Regions from separate parts of the Homo sapiens genome. Here regions 2 and 3 are each linked to region 1. A link is an interaction called in ENCODE POLR2A ChIA-PET data of the cell type or tissue named here. Cell type or tissue: Caco-2. All regions are shown on one strand.

What was found. ChIA-PET counts read pairs that join two places held together with the same protein. Peaks named below come from ENCODE experiments on the same cell type or tissue, not always from the same donor. Only the 100,000 strongest peaks of a DNase experiment are listed, where the experiment ranks them.
Region 2: POLR2A ChIA-PET joins it to region 1 with 10 read pairs; 10 of 35 experiments call an interaction of 5 or more read pairs at or near these places.
Region 3: POLR2A ChIA-PET joins it to region 1 with 10 read pairs; 2 of 35 experiments call an interaction of 5 or more read pairs at or near these places.

What each region holds. Positions count from the first base shown.
Region 1 is chr11:67,399,454-67,404,453 of GRCh38, forward strand. PPP1CA (protein phosphatase 1 catalytic subunit alpha) reads right to left here and starts at 2,405. Exons shown (of 7, transcript NM_002708.4): 1 at 2,275-2,405; 2 at 1,615-1,746; 3 at 1,236-1,466; 4 at 108-212. The coding sequence starts at 2,329. It overlaps TBC1D10C (TBC1 domain family member 10C), which reads left to right and starts at 4,630. Exons shown (of 9, transcript NM_001369496.1): 1 at 4,630-4,901. The coding sequence starts at 4,750. RefSeq lists a silencer at 1,887-2,666. In Caco-2, CTCF peaks have their summits at 2,171 and 2,493 (motif pointing left); a DNase peak (open chromatin) is centred at 2,388; H3K4me3 peaks cover 1,582 bases.
Region 2 is chr11:67,578,927-67,583,926 of GRCh38, forward strand. GSTP1 (glutathione S-transferase pi 1) reads left to right here and starts at 4,886. Exons shown (of 7, transcript NM_000852.4): 1 at 4,886-4,918. The coding sequence starts at 4,918. RefSeq lists an enhancer at 447-546 and silencers at 4,486-5,000, 4,656-4,798. In Caco-2, a CTCF peak has its summit at 4,735; DNase peaks (open chromatin) are centred at 285, 2,715, 3,855, 4,785 and 1 weaker place; H3K4me3 peaks cover 1,826 bases.
Region 3 is chr11:66,730,850-66,735,849 of GRCh38, forward strand. It overlaps a transcript of SPTBN2 not described here. Among named protein-coding and RNA genes, the nearest start is that of SPTBN2, 4.1 kb to the left of the region's middle. In Caco-2, no CTCF peak of the experiment used is centred here; no DNase peak of the experiment used is centred here.

The sequences.
Region 1 (5,000 bases):
GGGACACTTCCTGGAAGGAGTGACTTCCCAGATGAGACCTAAGGAGAGCTGCCGGGTGCTGAGGGATGCGGCCAGTGCTCCTCCTCCCCAGCCATCCCCTCCCTCACCTCCGTGGCAGCAGAAGATCTTTTCGTCCACTATGGCCGCGATGGGCAGGCAGTTGAAGCAGTCAGTGAAGGTTTTCCACAGTTTGATGTTGTAGCGTCTCTTGCCTGCCCAGGGGGAGGTGGCTGTGAGGTGCCTGCCTACCCCACCCTCAGCCAGGGTCCCTGGGCTATTCAGCCGTGGCTGGGAGGAGAGAGTCAGGCACCGATGCAAACCACCCCCCACCCCTGCCACCTGTCAGCCTTCCAGGAGCAATTCTAGTTACTTTTTATTTTAATTAAAGAAGACAGGATCTGGCCAGGCGCAGTGGCTAAGACCTGTAATCCCAGCACTTTGGGAGGCCGAGGCGGGCGGATCACCTGAGGTCAGAAGTTCGAGACCAGCCTGACCAACATGGAGAAACCTCGTCTCTACTAAAATACAAAAAAATCAGCCAGGCGTGGTGGCGCATGCCTGTAATCCCAGCTACTTGGGAGGCTGAGGCAGGAGAATCGCTTGAACCCAGGAGACGGAGGTTGTGGTGAGCCGAGATCACACCATTGCACTCTAGCCTGGGCAACAAGAGTGAAACTCCGTCTCAAAAAAGTAAAGAAACAGGGTCTTGCTCTGTCACCCAGGCTGGAGTGCAGTGGCAAGATCATAGCTCACTGTAACTTGGAGCTTCTGGGTCCAAGGGATCTTCCCGCCTCGGCCTCCTGCCAGAAGTAATTCTAAAGCACCCGAGTCCACTGGAAACTAAGTTCCAATCTGGACCAGCCTCAGGGTTGGCACTCCTCGCATGCCCCCACCCATGAGCCGGGCCAAGTCCAGGTCTGGTTTATCTCAGCTTCTGGACAGCAGAGCCCATCTGCAAACATCCTAAGTGCTTAGTAGCAAATGTAGGGGGAGTGTCACCAGGCAGGGCCCTGGGGGAAAGCACTAGAATCCGGGCAGCCCTTCAGTCAGCAACCATTCCCCAGACCCCATGCCAGGAGGGGCAGGGCAGGCACGAGAACGGACCTGGGCCCCGCCTTCGTGGAGCGCACAGTCTATCAAGTGTCTGTCAGATATCAGGCCAATGTGAAGGTCCCACTGAATGGCAAAGAGTGCGGTTCAGGACCCGGGCAGCCCCAGACGCTCAGACCACTCACACTCATCGTAGAAACCATAGATGCGGTTGATGCTGGCACACTCGTGGTTCCCACGGAGCAGGAAGAAGTTCTCGGGGTACTTGATCTTATAGGCCAGCAGCAGGCAGATGGTCTCCAAGGACTGCTTGCCCCTGTCCACATAGTCCCCCAGAAAGAGGTAGTTGCTCTCGGGAGGGAAACCGCCATACTCAAATAGTCGCAGAAGGTCGTAGTACTGGCCGTGTATGTCACCTGTGACCCAGGGAACCGGGTAAGCTAGATGCAAGGTCTAGACCTGAACCCAGGGCCAGGACTGCGCTCAAGGGAGGAGGGCTCCAGGAACTCTGTGGGGTCCAGTGCCACTTTTAGGAAGGCAAGGGGACCTGGGCCGGGGGCTCACCGCAGATCTTGAGGGGTGCCTCCAGCTCCAGAAGAATGGGCTGGCTCAGAAAAATCTCCCGGGATTTCAGGCACAGACCGCGGATCTCGTTCTCTGTCAGCTGTACATTCTTGCCAGGCCGCGAGCCCTGCACTGGGGCGCAATGGGGTGTCAGGACCCTGGACCCTGACAGGAGGAGGGTGGGCGACACGGGTGGCCCCATGGATACCTCCGGGGGCGCCTAGGCCTCCTCGGCCCCTCCTTGCCCACAGGCAGCTGTTGCTGCTGAGCCTCCCGGGACCGCGGCCTCAAGCCTCCCAGGGGAAGCCCCCAGCTACCCTCAGCGCCTCGGGAGGCGACTGTCGTGCGCAGGGGGCTGCCACCAAAAACCTCACAGCGCAGGACCCCTTCCTGGACCGGGCTTCCCGGGTTTCTCCCTCGCCCCAAGAGCCCAGGCAACCCGTGCGCCCCCAGCCCGGGAGAGGGGGGGAGCTGCTCCGCGCGTCGGAGCTGGCCCCGGACCTCTCAGGCGCGTCCGCGGGGGGGCAGCTGCGGCCACGGAACCTCGCTGCCCGTCCCCGCCCAGTCTAAGCTGGCCCCGGGGGCCCGCCCGCGCGCCACTTCCGGGCCGGGCAGGGGGCCAGGGCGCGGCGGACGCGGGCCTCCCCCGCCCCGACCAACCTTCCAGCAGGCGCCCGATGATCGAGTCCAGGTTGAGCTTCTCGCTGTCGGACATGGCGGCGCCGCCGCTCCAGCCCAGCAGCTCCTGGCCCGCTCCTGCCTCCCGCCCTCCGGCAGCCTCCTTCCGGCCTGGCTCTCCTTCCGCCCGCCCCAGTCCGCCCCCGGCCCGCGGCCCCGCCTCCAGGCCTCCCGGGCCCGCCCCGCCCAGTCCCCCGCCCTCTAGCGCCCCCGCTGGACGTGAGGCGCGGCGGCCCGGGGGGCGGGGCCTCGGCGGCGGGCTGGGGGCGGGGTCTGTCGGGGGCGTGACCAAGCTGGTTACGCCCCAGAGGAGGCGCCCAGCCCTGTTCAGAGGATGTGGGGCCGGAAGGACTGTGGAAGTTGTTTTTCTCTTTCAAAAGCCCAACAGACTTTCCCACCCCTTCCCTGGGTGGAAGGTGTTGTGAACATGTTAATAACCGGCTGCTAGGCACTGAGGGTTAACTGCTCCAAGTGCAGGAAAGGAAACTGAGGCTCAAGAGATAAAAACAGCCTGGACCTCGCATTCACGGAGGACCCCCCACTTCTTCGTGGGTCTCTGTGGCGCCCAGGCGGCTGACCACACTCAAAGACAGCTACGGCTGAATTCCCAGCGCACTTTGGTCCTTGGGGCATGCTAAATTAATATTTTCTTATAAGTCCCATAATTCGCTTTTTTTTTTTGAGACAGAGTTTTGCTCTGTCCCCCAGGCTGGAGTGCAGTGGCGCGACTTTGGCTCACTGCAACATTCACTTCCCGGGTTCAAGCGATTCTCCTGCCTCAGCCTCTGGAGTAGCTGGGATTACAGGCGTGCGCCACTGTGCCCAGCTAATTTTTGTATTTTTAGCAGAGGTGGGGTTTCGCCATGTTGGCCAGGTGGCCTTGAACTCCTAACCTCAAGTGATCCACCCCCCTTGACCTCCCAAAGTGCTAGGATTACAGGCGTGAGCCAACAAGCCTGGCCCCATAATTAGCTTTTGAGTAGCACAGTAATATTGCAGGGTGTGCACATAAAAATAATTACTTTATGAGCAGACGTGGCTGGGCACAGTGGCTCACGCCTGTAATCCCAGGACTTTGGGAGGCCTAGGCGGGCGGATCATTTGAGGTCAGGAGTTCGAGACCAGCCTGGCCAACATGGTGAAACCCCATCTCTCTAAAAATACAAAAAGTTAGCTGGGCATGATGGGAGCCTCCTGTAATCCCAGCTACTTGGGAGGCTGAGGCAGGAGAATCGCTTGAACCTGGGAAGTGGAGCCCAGGCGACAGTGCGAGACTGTCTCAAAAAAAAAAAAAAAAAAAAGAAGAGCAGACGATAAATGAACCTTAATTCTTGTTGGAACCCTGAGTTGGTGCTTTACATGCCAGTAACCTCAGAACTGGAAGTGGGCCTGCCGTGGTGGCTCAGGCCTGTAATTCCAGCACTTTGGGAGGCTAAGGCGGGATGGTCTCTTGCGTCCAGCCTGGGCAACACAGCGAAACCCTGTCTCAACAAAAAATACAAAAATTAGCTGGGCATGGTGGTGCGCGCCTGCAGTCCCAGCTACTGTGGAGGCTGACGCAGGAGGATCTCTTGAGACCAGGAGGTGGAGGTTGCAGTGAGCCCAGATCGTGCCATTACACTCCAGCCTGGGTGACAGAGCAAGACCCTGTCTCAAGAAACAAACATGAAGTCCAGGCGCAGTGGCTCATGCCTGCAATCCCAGCACTTTGGGAGGCTGAGGTGGATGGATCACCTGAGGTCAAGAGTTTGACCAATGTGGCAAAAACCCTGTCTCTACTAAAAATACAAAAATTAGCCGGGCATGGTGGTGCTTGTCTGTAGTCCCTGCTACTTGGGGGGCTGAGGCAGGAGAATCACTTGAATCCGGGAGGTGGAGGTTGCAGTGAGCTGAGACCGCGCCACTGCACTCCAGCCTGGGCAACAGAGCGAGACTCTGTCTCAAAAGAAACAAACAAAAGAACTGGAGGTGGCCCGGCCCCTGCGTCTAACAGTCCTGGGCCCTCCACACCAGCACAGGAACTCAAGCCTGCAGTCACTGGGGCCATGGGGAAGGTGGGAGGAGCCCACAGCTCAGGGGCACTGGGGCAGGCAGGAAGAGCCTCAGAGAGGAAGGGGTGACACCCCCCACCCTTGGGAGGGGCCCCCAGCGGTTGCCAAAGCTGTGTGAGGAGGAGGAGGAAGTGAGAGGAGGAGGTGAGGTGCTGCGGGAGGTGAGCTGGGCTGGTGGGGACAGGGGCAGGGCTTGGGGCTGGGTCTCCGGACAGAGGCCTGGCTTTTCTGTCAGGGCAGGGCCTAGCCCCTGCCCCCATAAAAGAGGAGACATAGGGGGCTTGGTGAGATACCCTGAAACCTCCCCCCTCTGACCCCGCAGCCAGGCCCCAGGCTGGCCGGGAGTGGCCCCTCACACTGGTTCTCCCCACTTTCTCTGCCTGTGGCATCGAAGGCCCCGGGCACCATGGCCCAGGCCCTGGGGGAGGACCTGGTGCAGCCTCCCGAGCTGCAGGATGACTCCAGCTCCTTGGGGTCCGACTCAGAGCTCAGCGGGCCTGGCCCATATCGCCAGGCCGACCGCTATGGATTCATTGGGGGCAGCTCAGCAGAGCCAGGGTAAGGGGGCAGGGTGAGGGCTGGCGGAATGCTGGGACAGAGGACAGGGGGCTGAGGGCTGAATTCTGGAGGGAGGCCGGGAGGGTCTGGTGGTAGGGA
Region 2 (5,000 bases), 180 kb after region 1:
AAAAAATTAGCCGGGTGTGGTGGCGGGCGCCTGTAGTCCCAGCTACTCTGGAGGCTGAGGAAGGAGAATGGCGTGAACCCGGGAGGTGGAGCTTGCAGTGAGCCAAGATCGTGCCACTGCACTCCAGCCTGGGCGACAGAGCCAGACTCCATCTCAAAAAAAAAAAAAGAAAAAAGAAAATATCTTAAGCTTTGAGGACCACATAGTCTCTGTTGCAATCACTCATTTGGGCCACTGTAGCACAAAAACAAACATAGATAACACACACATGAGTGAGCATGGCTGGGGCCCAATAAAACTTTATTTACACAAGCAGGTGATGAACCACGGTCCATAGTGTCCCAATCCTTGATTTAGATGGTGAACTATCATGAGCTTTCGTTGCCCTCTCCGGTAGAAATATGGGAGAAACCACAGAGAGAAACAGAGATTTCAGGAAAACAGTAAAATTAAACAAATAAAGTGAGACGTCGCCCCTCCTGGAGGCTGCAGGCTGTGTTGAACCTGTGTGTGTCTGGGTGTACAGGGATGTGAGTAGATGCGCGTGGAGATGTGTGTGTGGGTGGAGACTGAGCGTGGCTGGAGGTGGCTGTGGTAGGATGCCAGAAGGAAGGAGTTTGCATTCAGTTCCTTTATTAGTACTCTCTGGAGTTGTTGAGGGGATGTCACTGCTGAACACTGACCCTGGTGCAGGCTAAACCGAAGTTAGCCTCTGCTACCCTCTGCTGGGTGAGGCACTGGGGAGAACAGTGGGACTGAATGGGGCGGGCTTTCTCCCTCCCACACTTCCCCTGGAAACACCCAGCACCAGCACATTAGAACATGGGGAGCCACCTTCCCCAGCGCTGCTTCCCAAGGTTCGGAAGGGGAAACTCTGACCTCAAGCTCTGTTTGAAGAGCGATAGCAAAGGGGAGAGGTTGGCTGTGGTTTGGTGGTGCTTATCTCCTTCCTTTGCTTTGAAACCACAGGCTGGCATACTACCCGAGAGAATGACCAGTGCCACCAAGGGAAGGGCACAAGCTCACTGGTTCCAGGGGAGACATCTCAGGGGACAGGAACATCCCCTGACGCTGAATGAGTGCAGCACACAGACGGAGAATACACACAAGAGAAATCATGAGGACATGAGAGAAGGCACTGGCAATAGGAAGTTACAAAAAGCAACAAAAAGAAAGAGTAGATATAAAAACAATAATCGAAGAAAGCCAACAACAGATGGGATGAATCATACGAGGTATGCGACTCATGGATGAAGAGGTGAGTGATGAGATCAGCTGGGGAACTCTCTCCCAGGAAAGACAAACCAGAAGAAACACAAATGACATCGAAGTGGCCAGGCGCAGTGGCTCACGCCTGTAATCCCAGCACTTTGGGAGCCCGAGGCAGGTGGATCACTTGAGGTCAGGAGTTTGAGACCAGCCTGGCCAACATGATGAAACCCTGTCTCTACTAAAAATACAAAAATTAGCCAGGTGTGGTGGCAGGCACCTGTGATCCCAGCTACTCAGGAGGCTGAGGCAGGAGAATCACTTGAACCAGGAAGCAGAGATTGCAGTGAGCTGAGATGGTGCCAGTGCACTCCAGCCTGGGCAGTAGAGTGACAGCCTGTCTAAAAAAAAAAAAAGGCAGTAAAGTGATAGGAGGATAGATTAGAAGGGCCATTTTCCAGATAGTGCAAGGAAGAAAGAAGAAGAAGAAGAGGAGGAGGAGGAGGAAGAGGAAGAAGACGGAGAAGAGGGCATCTCAGAAGAAACAATGGAGATACATTTCTCAAAACTGAAGAAAGATGACCAACCTCAGACCGAAGGGCCAAGAGGCCAAACCAGAGAGACAGCTTGGCAAGCCAGGAAGAGCACCAAAGCTAGACAATTAGAGTGAAATTAAAGAAAACCCAAGGTGACAAAAATTTAAAAAGCTTCCTTGTGACCTCAGTCCATTGGTGAAAATTTAAAAAAAAAAAAAAAAAAAAAAGGACAGCCTGGGCAACATGGTGAAACCCCATCTCTACAAAAAATACAAAAATTAGCTGGGTGTGGTGGCACATGCCTGTAGTCCCAGCTATTCGAGAGGCTAAGTAAGGCAGGAGGATCACTTGGGGCCAAGAGTTCCAGACCAGCTGCGGCAACATACATGTTGTGGGAAGTCAGGCACCCCGAACGGAGGGACTGGCTGAAGCCATGGCAGAAGAACATAAATTGTGAAGATTTCATGGACATTTATCACTTCCCCAATCAATACTCTTGTGATTTCCTATGCCTGTCTTTAATCTCTTAATCCTGTCATCTTCGTAAACTGAGGATGTATGTCGCCTTAGGACCCTGTGATGACTGCGTTAACTGCACAAATTGTTTGTAGAGGACAATTGTTGTGTGTTTGAGCAATGTGAAATCTGGGCATCTTAAGAACAGGATAACAGCAATTTTCAGGGAACAAGGGAGATAACCTTAAAGTCTGGCTGCCTGTGGGCTGGGCAGGACAGAGCCATACTTCTCTTATTACCGCAAACAGGTAAGAGAAATATCGCTGAATTCTTTCCCCAGTAAGGAATATTAATAATTAACAGCCCTGAGAAAAGAATGCATTCCCAGGGCCGGGCCACTGAAATGGCCTCCCTGAGAGTGCCTGCCTTTATTCAGAAGTAGAAAGGGATGAAACACGCCCTAGTCTCCTGCAGCACCCCCAGACTTGATAGGATTAGGAAATTCCAGCCTGGCAAATTCTAGTCAGACCGGTTCTCTGCTCTTGAACCCTGACAGTGCGTGCACAGTGGGACCTGGAAGTTCATTAGTGATTCTAGTTTCGCCGTGACCTTCTGCCCTGTGATCTTTTGTCGCCCTTGAAGTATGTGATCTCTGTGACCCACACCCTGTTCGTGCACTCCCTCCTCTTTGAAAATTGCTAATAAAAACTCGCTGGTTTTACGGCTCAGGGGGCATCACGGAACCTGCGGACATGTGATGTCTCCCCTGGACACCCGGCTTTAAAATGTCTCTCTTTTGTACTCTTTCCCTTTATTTCTCAGGCCAGCCGACACTTAGGGAAAATAGGAAAGGACCCACGTGAAATATTGGGGGCTGAATTTCCCCCGATAATAAGTCTCTTAAAAAAGACTTTTAAATGAAATTTCTTTGTTTTTTAACTTTTATTTCTGTTTTGGGGGTACATGTGAAGGTTTGTTACATAAGTAAACTCGTGTCTTCGGTGTTTGTTGTACAGAATATTTCATCACCCAGGTATTATGCCGAGTACCCAATAGTTCTCTTTTCTGCTCCTCTCCTTCCTCCCATCCTGCACCCTGGAGTCAACCACAGTGTCTGTTGTTTCCTTGTTTGTGTTATAAGTTCTCATCATTTAGCTCCCACTTACAAGTGAGAACATCCAGTATTTGGATTTCTGTTCCTGCATTAGTTTGCTAAGGATAATAGCCTCTAGCTCCATCCATGTTCCCACAAAAGACATGATCTAGTTCTTTTTAATGGCTGCATTAAATGAAGTTTTAAAGATACAACATAAACACCAACCTCTTCCCCACCACAAAAATCCCTTGCTGAATTTGATTACACTTAAATTAACGAGTTTTGTTTCATGAAAGACTCCTTGGACAAACTTGACAGTTGATGGAATAGGAGAAGCTGTCTGTCATGTCTAAAGCCAACAAGAGATCAATATCTAGAATAAATGGAGATCTGCAAATCAACAGAAAGTAGGCAGCAAAGCCAAAGAAAATAGCCTAAGGCACAGCCACTAAAAGGAACGTGATCATGTCCTTTGCAGGGACATGGGTGGAGCTGGAAGCCGTTAGCCTCAGCAAACTCACACAGGAACAGAAAACCAGCGAGACCGCATGGTCTCACTTATAAGTGGGAGCTGAACAATGAGAACACATGGTCACATGGCGGCGATCAACACACACTGGTGCCTGTTGAGCGGGGTGCTGGGGAGGGAGAGTACCAGGAAGAATAGCTAAGGGATACTGGGCTTAATACCTGGGTGATGGGATGATCTGTACAGCAAACCATCATGGCGCACACACCTATGTAACAAACCTGCACATCCTCTACATGTACCCCAGAACTTCAAATAAAAGTTGGACGGCCAGGCGTGGTGGCTCACGCCTGTAATCCCAGCACTTTGGGAAGCCGAGGCGTGCAGATCACCTAAGGTCAGGAGTTCGAGACCAGCCCGGCCAACATGGTGAAACCCCGTCTCTACTAAAAATACAAAAATCAGCCAGATGTGGCACGCACCTATAATTCCACCTACTCGGGAGGCTGAAGCAGAATTGCTTGAACCCGAGAGGCGGAGGTTGCAGTGAGCCGCCGAGATCGCGCCACTGCACTCCAGCCTGGGCCACAGCGTGAGACTACGTCATAAAATAAAATAAAATAACACAAAATAAAATAAAATAAAATAAAATAAAATAAAATAAAATAAAATAAAATAAAATAAAAAAATAAAATAAAATAAAATAAAATAAAGCAATTTCCTTTCCTCTAAGCGGCCTCCACCCCTCTCCCCTGCCCTGTGAAGCGGGTGTGCAAGCTCCGGGATCGCAGCGGTCTTAGGGAATTTCCCCCCGCGATGTCCCGGCGCGCCAGTTCGCTGCGCACACTTCGCTGCGGTCCTCTTCCTGCTGTCTGTTTACTCCCTAGGCCCCGCTGGGGACCTGGGAAAGAGGGAAAGGCTTCCCCGGCCAGCTGCGCGGCGACTCCGGGGACTCCAGGGCGCCCCTCTGCGGCCGACGCCCGGGGTGCAGCGGCCGCCGGGGCTGGGGCCGGCGGGAGTCCGCGGGACCCTCCAGAAGAGCGGCCGGCGCCGTGACTCAGCACTGGGGCGGAGCGGGGCGGGACCACCCTTATAAGGCTCGGAGGCCGCGAGGCCTTCGCTGGAGTTTCGCCGCCGCAGTCTTCGCCACCAGTGAGTACGCGCGGCCCGCGTCCCCGGGGATGGGGCTCAGAGCTCCCAGCATGGGGCCAACCCGCAGCATCAGGCCCGGGCT
Region 3 (5,000 bases), 670 kb before region 1:
CAGACACCTAAGTGAATGTACAAGTTCACAGAATTAGTTCATGGTAGAAACTCCAGGTCTTCTGAATCCTAATATGTTCTTTCCTCTCTGCTAGACAGGGAGTATAGCAGAATGGTTAAAAGCATTGATTTTGGAGTCAGACTCCTTGGGTTTAAAACATAGTTCTGCCACCCACTGACTATGTGACCTTGGGCAAGTTACCTCCCTAGGATTCAGTTTCCTTACATGTAAAATGGCACCATAATGTGGGGAACATCAAATGAATTATTGCAGGTAAATGAATTATATGCAGCACATAGTAAGCACTTAATCAGTATCAGCCGTTATGATTTTACCGTATTATTTCCCATACTGTTTCCCGATTTGGAGAGGAAGCACATTGAATAAAGAGAACACTGAGATCACCTATCTCAGCTCTGTGACTGGGTTGCTTTGGAAACTTGTTATTTTGCTCTGTAGTGAACCAGTACAGTCAATGATGAAGAAAATATCTGGTTCCTTCTTATTTGAGTTGCAAAAGCGAATGGAATGATATCCACCAAGTTTGTTGAGCTTCTCAGTGAATCCACATTTGCTGCTTACATTACCAAGATTCATGGAAAGGTTTTGGCTCTGCCCACCAAACATACATACATAGCCGAATTCTCAGTTCTTGTTTCAATACCAGGGAAGAGGTGTCCCTCTTTTCACCTAAGATGGATTCTTCTGGCTCCTATGCTAAGTCTCATCCCCTTCTGCAGCCTCACGGCCCTCACTGCTGTCTCTCAGCTGGTTCCTTCCCATCAGCATTTAAACATGCTCAAGCATTTGCCAGCTTAAAAAATAATCAAGAAGCCCCGACTTCCCTCCATGCATTCCCCTTGCTCTTTATGTTCACAGTCTTCCTGAGTCATTTGCACTCATTGGCTTCACTTCCTCGCCCCTGCTCAATCAAATATTTATGCAAAAACTATATGGCTAATTATATACCAGGCACTGTGCTGGGATCTGGGGATATAATGATGAGTAAAATGGATACTGTCTGTTTTCTCTTGGAAGAGCCTGTGGTGGGATTGACAGACATTAATAAAATAACCCATCAGATATATAACCACAAAGTATAATGAGTGTTATGAATGAAAAGTTCAGGATGTTAAGAGAGAACTGAACAGAGTCATAACCTCAGATCACCTGAGCTGAGATCTGAAATATGAGAAGCATTAACCAGACAGAGTGGGGAATAATAATAGCTGTTACTAACATTAACGTGGAACTGTATTTCTAATACTTTACACATAACATTTCATTTAATCCTTTATAACAACTCCAAGAGGTAAGTATTAACCCCATTTCACAGATGAGGAAATGGAGACATTGAGAGATTAAGTACCTTACTCAGGGTCATCAAACCAGGCAAGGGTAGAGCTGGGATTTTAACCCAATCTGACCCTTGAACCCATGTTCTTAGCCACAGAGCATATGGCTAACAGGCCTGATGTTGCAGGACACATGGTGTACATAGGAAATGGAGAAAAGAGGCCGGGTGCAGTGGCTCACGACTTTGTAATCCCAGCACTTTGGGAGGCCAAAGTAAGCGGATCACAAGGTCAGGAGATTGAGACCATCCTGGCTAACACAGTGAAACCCCTTTTCTACTAAAAATACAAAAAAATTAGCTGGGCGTGGTGGCATGCGCCTGTAATCCCAGCTACTCGGGAGGCTGAGGCAGGAGAATTGCTTGAACCCGGGAGGCAGAGGTTGCAGTGAGCTGAGATCATTCCACTACACTCCAGCCTGGGCAACAGAGCAAGACTCTGTCTCTCAAAAAAAAAAAAAAAAAAAAATGGAGAAAAGAGGCTGCGCGCGGTGGCTCACGCCTGTAATCCCAGCACTTTGGGAGGCTGAGGCAGGTGGATCACCTGAGGTCAGGAGTTCGAGACTAGCCTGGCCAACATGGTGAAACCTCATCTCTACTAAAAATACAAGAATTAGCCGGGCGTGGTGGCAAGTGCCTGTAATCCCAGCTACTCGGGAGGCTGAGGCAGGACAATCTCTTGAGCCCAGGAGACGGAGGCTACAGTGAGCTGAGATTGTGCCACTGCACTCCAGCCTGGGGGACAGAGTGAGACTCTTTTTCAAAAAACCAACCAACCAAAAAAAAAAAAAAAAACAATACAAAAGAAATGGAGAAAAGACCAGGGTGCAGGGAAAACAGAGGGGAAGAGGGAATGTGTAGAGAATTGCGACTGGGGAGATAGGCAAGGGCTAGATCATGCAGAGCTTTTTATGTCATTATTTAAAGAATTTTGATTTTCACCTTTAGAGCCCTGAGAGACTATTGAAAGGTTGAAATAAGGAAGTGATAGGATCAACTTTGTATTTTAAAAAGGTCACTGTAGCTGCTATGGGGGGAATAGGTTACTCCAGTTGCTATGGAGGGGTGCAAAGATGTGTGAGAAACCAGTTAGGAGGCTACCACTGTGGGTAGGGTGACAGAGAAGATGGTAGCTTGAACTCAGTTGCTGGCAGTGGAGATGGAGTGCACAGGTTGAAAGAATTAACCAGATGTGGTGATGGGATAGATACAGGGGTGGTGGTGAGGAAAAAGGGTTAGTCAAGGATGAGTTGTGCAACTGGAATAATGGAGCTACTATTTGCTGAGATGAGGAATACTCCAGGAAAACCAGGTTTGGGTGGAGAGATTGTTGGTTTTGGAACCTAGGTTTGAGGTATCTTTGAACCAATCAAGTGGAGATATTGAGTAGTCAATTGTATATGGGCGTGGACTTTAAAGGGGAGGTCTGGACTTAAGATACCCATTTGGAATACATCAGTGTAGAAATAGATGGTAATTGAAGGGGATAGATGAGCATTGATACAATTGACTTAATCCAATGCAACAGAACTTCCACTCTAAAGCTGCTTTCAACAAGGTTGTCAATAATCCTATTGCACCTGGCTAACAAGGTGAAACCCCGTCTCTACTAAAAATACAAAAAATTAGCCGGGCGCGGTGGCAGGCGCCTGTAGTCCCAGCTACTCGGGAGGCTGAGGCAGGAGAATGGCGTGAACCCGGGAAGCAGAGCTTGCAGTGAGCCGAGATTGCGCCACTGCAGTCCGCAGTCTGGCCTGGGCGACAGAGAGAGACTCCGTCTCAAAAAAAAAAAAAAAAAAAAAAATTATCCTATTGCAAAATCCAGCTGTTAGTTTCCAATTGCTGTCTTACTTCTCCTCTTGGCAGCAATTGACTCTAATTATGCCCTGCTTCTTGAAATTTTCTTCTTTTGTTATGGGGTTGCCATTCTCTTGGTTTTCCTTCAACCCTTGTGGTCCTTCTCTGTTTCTTTTGTGAGTTCCTTTTCTGCTTGTCGCTTAATTTTGTTATTGATGGTGGTGTTTTGTCTAGGCCTTTTCTTATTCTCTGCGCTCTTCCTGGGCCATCTTATCTACTGTGCGGCTAGAGTAGTCTCTTTAATACATCAGACAGATCATTCCTCTTCTGGAAACCCTTCAGTGGCTCCCCACTGCCCTTGGGACAAAGTCCAAAGTTCTTAACCAAGTTTGCACACCCTGCTTACCTCTCCAGCCTGGTCTCTCACCACTTGCACTTGGCACTCTGTGTCCTCACCATAAGGAACCTCTTAGAGTTTCCCCAGTGTTTATGGGATTTTGAGCATGCTCTTCCTTCTGGTTGGAATCGCTCTTCCTCTTCCATTCACCCAATGTTTACTCATCCTTCAGGTATCAATTTAGATGTTACTTCCTCTGGAAAGCCCTCCTTGAGCTCCAAGTCTGGGACAGGGGCATTCTGAGAGCACTCCATACTGGATTGTCACTGCCCATTGGTTGTGTTCTCTTTTACAGCATGAGCGCCATGAGGGAAGAGAACACAATTATTTCACAGTTGTATCCCCAGCAGAGCAAACATATAGATATCTGTGCAATAAACTAATGAATGGAAGAAAAGACCTTGGGAGAGAAGAGGAGTCCTTATTGTCAGTAGATGAAACAAAATGTTTTCATATCAAATGATGTATTTCCCATTTCTTTTATCCCTAATCTATCTCCATCACTTAAGCAGCAGCAGCAGCAGCAGCAACGGCAACAGCAAGTAAGTGCTTTGTAGATGCACTGCCCTCTGCATAGGGATGATACAGAGAGATCAAAGTTAAATTCTTCACTTTGGAACCCTTTATTAGACCCTTTAAAATCTACAGCAGAGAGCTGGGCACAGTGGCTCCTGCCTGTAATCCCAGTATTTTGGGAGGCTGAAGCAGGTGCATCACCTGAGGTCAGGAGTGGGAGACCAGCCTGGCCAACATGGTGAAACCCTGTCTCTACTAAAAATACAAAAATTAGCCAGGCGTGGTGGCGCATGTCTGTAGTTCCAGCTACTTGGGAGGCTGAGGCAGGAGAATTGCTTGAACCCAGGAGGCAGAAGTTGCAGTGAGTCGAGATTGTGCCACTACACTCCATCCTGGGTGACAGAGCAAGACACCGTCTCAAAAAAAAAAAGAAAAAAAAAAATTAAGGAGAAGGGGGCTGGGAGGAGAATCCTAAGAGACTGAGAGACTGAGTTTAAAACTTGCAACGATTGACGGCTGGGCATGGTGGCTCACGCCTGTAGCCCTAGCACTTTGGGAGGCTGAGGCAAGAGGATTACTTAAGGCCAGGAGTTCAAGACCAGCTTGTGCAATAATAGTGAGACCTCCATCTTTACAAAAACTTTAAAAATTATCTGGGCATGGTGGTGTATGCCTATGGTCCCAGATACTTGGGTGGTAGAGGTGGGAGAATTGCTTGAGCCTGGGAGGTCGAGGCTGCAGTAAGCCATGACCATGCCACTGCACTCCAGTCTGAGCAACAGAGTGGGACCCTGTCTCAAACAAACAAAAACAAAAAACCAAACTTGCAACGATTGCATTATTTATTTTTTTTAATCATCCAGCTCAAAATGTCAGATTGCGTTATCTTGATTGGTGAAGTTAATTCTTTTTTAGCTATCAGTAGAAATGAGAGCT